Regions from separate parts of the Homo sapiens genome. Here region 2 is linked to region 1. Evidence: chromatin contacts called from ENCODE Hi-C or POLR2A ChIA-PET data. All regions are on one chromosome and are shown on one strand. The core of a region is the stretch at or near the end of the contact, and the rest is flanking DNA. Distances in the headings are between cores, read along the strand shown. Region 1 holds the start of CHST11 (carbohydrate sulfotransferase 11). Region 2 holds the start of HCFC2 (host cell factor C2).

Evidence for each region. A loop is a pair of places that touch in the nucleus more often than their neighbours do. ChIA-PET counts read pairs that join two places held with the same protein, here RNA polymerase II (POLR2A). Pooled maps may share reads with other maps.
Region 2: a loop to region 1 is called in a map of naive thymus-derived CD4-positive, alpha-beta T cell, with 3 times the contacts of the local background. The contact joins the promoter of HCFC2 here to the promoter of CHST11 in region 1. A Hi-C loop is called at or near these places in 2 of 168 maps with a recorded cell type or tissue (Caco-2 and naive thymus-derived CD4-positive, alpha-beta T cell), 1 of 37 single-sample maps with no recorded cell type and 7 of 50 pooled maps. POLR2A ChIA-PET finds 5 or more read pairs at or near these places in 1 of 52 experiments (naive thymus-derived CD8-positive, alpha-beta T cell).

Annotation. Positions count from the first base shown.
Region 1 is chr12:104,454,724-104,458,395 of GRCh38, reverse strand. CHST11 (carbohydrate sulfotransferase 11) reads right to left here and starts at 1,448. Exons shown (of 3, transcript NM_018413.6): 1 at 867-1,448. The coding sequence starts at 984. RefSeq lists silencers at 130-269, 860-1,139, 1,180-1,349, 1,430-1,559 and enhancers at 660-709, 1,630-1,709, 1,730-1,779.
Region 2 is chr12:104,062,863-104,066,344 of GRCh38, reverse strand. HCFC2 (host cell factor C2) reads right to left here and starts at 1,814. Exons shown (of 15, transcript NM_013320.3): 1 at 1,622-1,814; 2 at 30-178. The coding sequence starts at 1,784. It also overlaps a transcript of GLT8D2 not described here. RefSeq lists silencers at 1,438-1,577, 1,798-1,967, 1,949-2,118, 2,128-2,287.

The sequences.
Region 1 (3,672 bases), core at 199-2,698:
GAATGGGGTTCATTCCCACGCCGCCCGGGGGATTCCCGTTGCTCGGATCCCAGAAGTGGGGGATGCAAACGGACGGTCAGCCCAGGACCTGGCCAAAGTTTCCTCCAAAACTGCAGTGGTCAAGGCGTGACCCAGGAGCTCGGAGTTTCCAGCTCAGGGCTGGGGGCTGGAGCAGGCCCCGGGGCACCAGCCGCAAGGTCACTGCGGAGCCGGACCCCGGGGGCAAACGGCCGGCGCGTGGTGGAGGGGCAACGCTGGGCACCCGACCACTCTCCACACCTGCTCAGCTCTGCGCGGAGCCCGGGACACGTGGGAGCCCAGTCCCGGGCTCCCAGCCTGCTGCAGGGACTCGCAACCTCGCCGGGGCGTACACCCTTCGCCCCCGGCCCGGCAACCAGGAAGAGGCGGCTCGCCCGGGCGCAGAGCAGCCGGCTCCGGGTAACTCTTTCATCCTCCGACCTCGGCAGCAGCAGGGAGGGAGTTTCGTTCTCCTCAAACCAGCCCCTCACCCCCGGTTGCTTCCCACACCTCTCCGTTTCCCTGCTACCTCGCAGACAGACAGACAAGGGACACAAAGAAAAAAAGAAGAAGAAAAAAAAAAAAAAAAAAACTACCGCCCCTCCTGGTCCCATCCTCCAGCCCGGAGCCGGTAGGAAGAAGAGGGCGAAGCACACCTTCCCTTCTCCTCCCCATCCCGACGCGGTGACCCGGGTAGATCTGGGCAGCCAGGAGCTCTGGGCAGCCAGGAGCCCCGAAGAGGCCGAAGGCGGAGAGGTAGGGTTGGAAGAGGCAGAAATCAGGCGGAGCGAGCTAGAGCGCGAGAGAGAAGAAAATATCCAACAAAACCACGCTAACGCGCCCCCTACCTGGGTGCAACATACTTTGGAAATAGAAGATGACCAGGATAAAGGATCCCAAGCAAGTGGCCAGCACCATCCGGCAGATTCTGTTCATCCTCATCACTTCCAGCAGCGCTGGCTTCATGGCTTTGTCCTGGCTGCGGGGACCGGGGTGTCCGGGAAGCGCGCCCGGGGCGCAGGAGCAGGGACCCCGCCGCGCGGACCGGAGCCCGGGAGGCGCGGGGCAGAGCTGAGCAAGGCTCAGAGGGAGGATCGGAGTCGCTTCGCGGCCGCTCTCGGAGCCCCCAGCCCGGGCAGGGGTGTGGAAGGTGCCGGAGTTGGTCTGGAAGTGCTGAGATGCGTGGACCCGCTGGCTGCGCGCTCCTGCTCCTCCTCCTCGCCGCTCCGCCGCCTCCTCCGATCCCGCCGGCGGCCGCCGCTGCCTGGTCGCGGGCCGGGCGGCTGGGGTGCGAGCGGTGATGGTGGTGCCGCCGCCGCTGCCGCTGCGCTGGCCGCTGTGGCTGTCCGACGGGCCCTCTCCCTTCTCTCCAAAGGCTACTTCATTGCGCTCCAACGATCTATATATTCCGGGGCTGGGTTTTACCAAATGCAACTCGCGGCCCCCGGCGAGGGGAGGGCGCCTGCGGAGAGCCGGGAGGAGGGAGGGACCCTAGCGCCGGGGCGGAGCGTCGCGCTCCCCCCGCCCCTACCCGGGATATGGTCGCGTCCAGCTGTTGCCCGGGGAGTGCGGTGTGCGCGCCGCGCTCCCGCAGGGTCCCAAAAGCCCTCAGTCCCCGGCCGGGCTCGGCCGCCGTCTGGAGGTTGTGTCAGCGTTTCCATGACAAAACCCGGAGGAAAAAAAGACGAAGAAAATCGCCTCGGTGCTGCCACCCACCCCCGCCAGCGTTTGGAGAGGGAAGTGGCAAGCAGCGGGCTGGGTCTCGGAGGGAAGAATTAAGGGTTAGGGGGTTTCTGGTGGCTGGCAATTATTTAAAATCCCTGGGCGACGTAGCGGGGAAGTTGCCCCAAACCCCCAGGGAGCGAGTGCCCATTTTCCGACGCTCAGAACTGGGCGGTTTCGTTTTTCTTTCAAAGGACAGCCCAGCTTGGGAGTCGGGGTTAAAGAGGGCTGACTTAAAGTCAGGGTTAAGGAAACTGCACGACCCTCGGGTCAGGCGACAGCTGAGCTTTCCCGGGGACTTATACAGACAGAATCTCTGACACCCACCATCACCACCATTCCTCAAGGCAAAAGGGATCTGTGGGTTGCAAAACTCTGCTACCCCAAAGGGTAGAGCATCCTCCAAATTATTCAAAATTAACAGCAGTCTTAGCTGGGAGGGGGTGAGAAAATGCCCCTAGGAAGCCACCTCAACCAAGTCCAGAAAACTGCTGGAAAAGCCAAGCCAGCCATAGCACTGGCAGGTACATGGAAAGATGGTGCTGCTTTCTTGTATTGTGTAGAATGACTTCCAGTTTCCAATTCCATGCATTTAGGCTGTTTCACAATCAATAAAGTGGACACAGCCAATAGTGTAGGGATCACTCGTATGTCAGGGAAAAAAAAAATGTTAGTTAGACTAACCTTTGTGCCTTATCAAGTCATTACTAATTCAATTAAAAATGAAATAAGATACTGTGTCTTTCAATGCCTCTCACAAAATAGGCATTTGATAAATTCTTATTGAATCTGAATGTAATGGGCCTTATCCTCCCCTCGATAGACAGAGACACAACTTGCAGTTAGACACATGCAACAAAAACCACCTGGGCAACCTCAGTTCCCTTCCCCCAGAGTTCTCCTCCAGCAGTTGCATGGTGGGGAAAGTAACAAACTCAGCAGCCTTGCCTTTGATTACAGAAGACAATCAAAGCACAATATTTATGTAGCCGGTGTGCGCTGTATTAATTTGGACTTACCTGTGAATAAGTTGCTTGCTCAAGGAAGCCAGGCTGAACAAGCTTCAGACAGAGTCGTTCTCCAGTGATTCTTCTGCTCTGGTGATAGGAGATCAGGAATGGGAGTTGCACTGCACCCTCCCCACCTCCCCACCATCATCACTAAGAAAGGGGATTCCTTGCAGAGGGCATGGCTTAGATGGGCATTTGCACAAAGCCTTTGCCTGGAATATAAGTCTCTCATTTAACACTTGGCTTTACAGAGCCAGGGAGGGGAAGGGATTTACTCCCAGGTCACCCAAGTGACCTCTCACCTCATAGGCCAAAGACTTCAGTTACCTGCCCCAAAGCCTGGACATGCACAAGGCAGTTTGGGAAGTCACAGGGTCAAGGAAGAGATCAGAAGTCCAATTCCCTGTGAGTCACAGAGATCATGGAGTTGGCCCACATGGTGGGGGAGGATGGTGAATCATGCCCAACATCCATTCTTGCATTCCCACAATCAGGAACCTGCCCAAACACAGTGAGGATTAAGGCTGTGACACATAAGCTACCACCTCTCCCAAGAAGTCTTTGCTGTTTTCTCACCTGAAATTGCAACTTTCCTCCTCTGCGCTGTGAGCACTAGGTCCAAACCTCTTTTGGGCCACTGTACCCACTAGGCTGAACTCCTTCCTGGAGATCCAAGTTGTCTTCATCTCTGTCTCTTTCTAATGCCCAGCACAATGACTGGTACATAGTAGGTACAAATAAGTCAGAGGCAGAGAGGTAATGCCTACTTGGACTAGGAAGTTAGATTAGATCACCTCTAAAATCTATGACAAAGGTCAGTGGTAATGGTCTGTGATTCTGTTGTTCTATGCACATTGAGGGGTGATGAAAAAATTCTGTTTTCTCCTTCATCACACTCTAAACTGCCCAACTACAGTTAGAA
Region 2 (3,482 bases), core at 565-3,064, 390 kb after region 1:
CAGAATGAAACAATATTAAATACACTTACTTGTAACTCATATAACTCATTGCTGTATCTTCCATATTCAACCATTCCCCCAAATACTAATATTCTGGTACCATCACAGACAAATCCATGGGCAGCACAGCCTGGAGGGATATCTCCTCTAACAGCTGGCAGAAACCACTGATTCGTAGCTAGTTGCCAAAATAAAATGAAAACCGATTATAACAAACAACGGTTATCATATACTATCAGCAAATATATATCATCAATATCAGTGGGTCTCAACTGGGGATGATTCTGCCCCCCAGAAGACATTTGGTAATGTCTGGTGACATTTTTAGTTGTCACAACTGGAGGGGGCTGTTACTGGCATCTAGTAGGTAGAGGCAGGGATGCTGCCAAACATCTTACAATGTACAGGGCAATACAGGGCAGCTTCCCCCAACCTCAACAAAGAATTACCTGGCCCAAAAGGTCGAGAGTGCTGCTGTTGAAAAACCCTGATCTGTATCATTTAATTCTTACAAAACGCCCTGCTGGGTGAGTATAAAAATCTCTATTTTACAACTGAAAATTGTGAGGCTTAAAAAGGTTTGGTAACTTTAGCGCTGATCCTGGGCAACCGGCAGAGCAAGATTCAAATCAGGTCTAATTTGTTCCAAAGCCAGGGATTTTACACTAAGACCAAAGTGTCAGTAACTTTTTACCTTCATATGCTGGGGCGCTGGGAGGAGGAGAGGGTGAAAAAAATAAAACTTCTCAGACTCCACTATTTTGTTAACCTTCAAATTATTCCTGTGATTAAGTTGTTTGATCAAAGAAAAGTTATCGGTCATGAAGTAGACCCAAAATTCCATCACTGTCTTTACACCAAACAGATTTCTTGTGACAGCCTGAGCATTTACAAGGGGAAAAAAAAATTAAATCCAGTTTCCTTTCTATTCCACAGAGGTCCTCAAAGATAGGGGCTCCCTGCCCAGGGGCACTTGTGATCTGCAGTGGTGCTCAAGTTATGACAGTCCTCTTTCCGAGGGCCAGTCCAGAAGGGCGTCCACACCGAGTATGCAGACACAAGGCCGCCTCACCACGTCCCCGCCGCTTTAGAGCGCGGCTCACGGAGGGGCTCTTGACCGTTACCTGCCAAACACCGGGTTGTATTTGAGGCGAGAGTGCCAGAAGGCCTCTCGTTTTCCCTCCTCACCCCCTAGATGGTCTTCCTCCTAAGGAAGGAAGGCAGGCAAAGACGGGAAAGGCCCTAAGGAACTTTGGTTTGGAGTGGGTTTTGTTTTTTGACAGAGGCGAGATTTCGGGGAGTGGCCCAGGCGGTTGGACATGGTCTTCTGTCGCCTGCGTCCGCCTGTCGGGCTGGGGTGGGGGCGTCCGGGATCCCCCGCCTGAAGGCCGGTGCGCCCCGCTCGGGGTCCGTTGCGCCCCAAGGGCCCCGGAGATCCTGAGCTGCGGTCCGGGACAGAGCTGCCGGACCCGGGCTGCCCGGCTGAGCCGCGCTCCCCGCCGCCCGCCCAAGGAAGCAGTGACCGGGCGGTGACAGCTGTCAGGGCCGCGGCCGCCGCCTCGCCTCCCCTCCCCCTCCGCAGCTCCAGCAGGCGGGGCCGACGAGCCGCCGCCGCGCCTACCCGTGTTGTAGACGTGCAGCTCATCCGCGATGCCCTCATTTCCCCCTCCAAAGATGATCATCAGCTCCCGGATGGCCACCGCTCGGTGTCCGTGCCGGGCGCGGGGGACCGGCCCCGTGAAGGAAGAAACTCGCCTCCAGTTGAGGAGGCTGGGAGCCGCCATCTTCCCAACCCCCGCCCCTCTGCCCACAATGCACCGCTCCCGCCTCAACCGGCTGCTCCCTGGGGAGGGCGGGGACCCGCCTCCAGCTGTGCTGGGGTCACGTGGCCGCGGGCGCCGGCGGCCAGGCTGGAGGCCCGCGGGCAGTGGAGAGACGCTGGGGAAGGGGGGTCCTGACAGGGGAGCCCCGCCCCCACCCCAGGCGACTTGGCCAGCGGCCACCCGGAGCAACGCACCTTAGGGTGGAAGGACGCTTCCCACTGACCACGTCTCCCATCCCCACCCAGAGCCTCCCGTTCGGTATTTTGGGAAGAAGCCACAGCATCTTCCTTTACGTCCACTTTAATTGAGCATCTAGGATGTGTGGGCGAGGCAGTCTCACAAGCAACGTGAGAGAAGCTCGGGTAGAGGTTCGAAGAGCTGGGAGCGCAGGGCGGGGACCTCGCACGGGAGGGTGCGGGCGGGAGCCTGCCTCGCGAGCCCGGGCCACGGCGGCTGCTCCCGACCGTGACTGGGACCCGGGCAGGGAAGGTCGCTACAAAGCCTGCCGGGCGAACCGAAGGCAGCTTTGTGCGGAGCCATGCCAGGAAGCTTGGGAACCGTGAGCCACAAGAGGTATTTTTGGTTTGTTTGGCTTAAGCAGAGGAGAGATGGTTTTCTAGGTTTCTGTTTCATTGCTAGCTAACAAGTGAGGGCTGTCCACAGCCTGGCATGCCCTAAGTGCCTCATGTGTATTAACTCATGTAATCCATCCAGCAATCCAGTGTGGTGGCTCCTGTTATCTCCCTTTCATGGACGGGGAAATGAGGCACAGTGCAGTAAGGTAATTTTCTGATGGACACAAAGGAGAGGTGTTGAAAAAAAAGACTGGGGCCAGGATTCCAACACAGGGCTTCTGATTCCAGAACCCCCAAGCCCTTATATCATATACCATACTGCCTCTGATAGCAGTCATATCCAACCATTATACCATACTGCCTCTGGTAGCAGTCATACGCAACTCTTTATTTTTATTTATTTATTTTAGATAGGGTCTGGCTCTGTTGCCGGAATGCAGTGGCGCGATCAGAGCTCACTGCAAGCTCGAGCTCCTGGGCTCCAGTGATCCTCCTGCCTTGGCCTCCCAAAGTGCTGGAACTACAGGCATGAGCCACCGCACCCAGCCAATGCAACACTTAATAAGGCCTAGCTGCCCTGTGATTTGGTCCTACACATAATCACACAAGTCCATTAGGAATAAAACTGCACTGCATATGGGATTCATGCCAAATGAGTAGATTTTAGCCACTCTTGCCACAGAGACACAAAAAGGGTTGGTGGTAACTATATGAGATGATGGATATGTTAATATGCTTCACTATAGTAACCTTGTGACTGCCTGTTTCAGCTGTCCCCAACCTTTTTGGCACTAGGGACCGGTTTCATGGAAGACAATTTTTCCACGGACTTGGCAGGGGAGTGGGTGGTATGGACTTGGCAAGGGGATGGGGGCTATGGTTTTGGCATGAAACTGTTCCACCTCAGATCATCAGGCATAAGATTCTCATAGGGAGTACACAATTTAGATCCCTCCTATGGGCAGTTCACAGTAGGGTTCGAGCTCCTATGAGAATCTAATGCGCGGTTGATCTGACAGGAGGCAGAGCTCAGGAAGGTCATGGGGGTTCCGAACAGGCCGAGGACTGGTTGCTGGGGACTGGG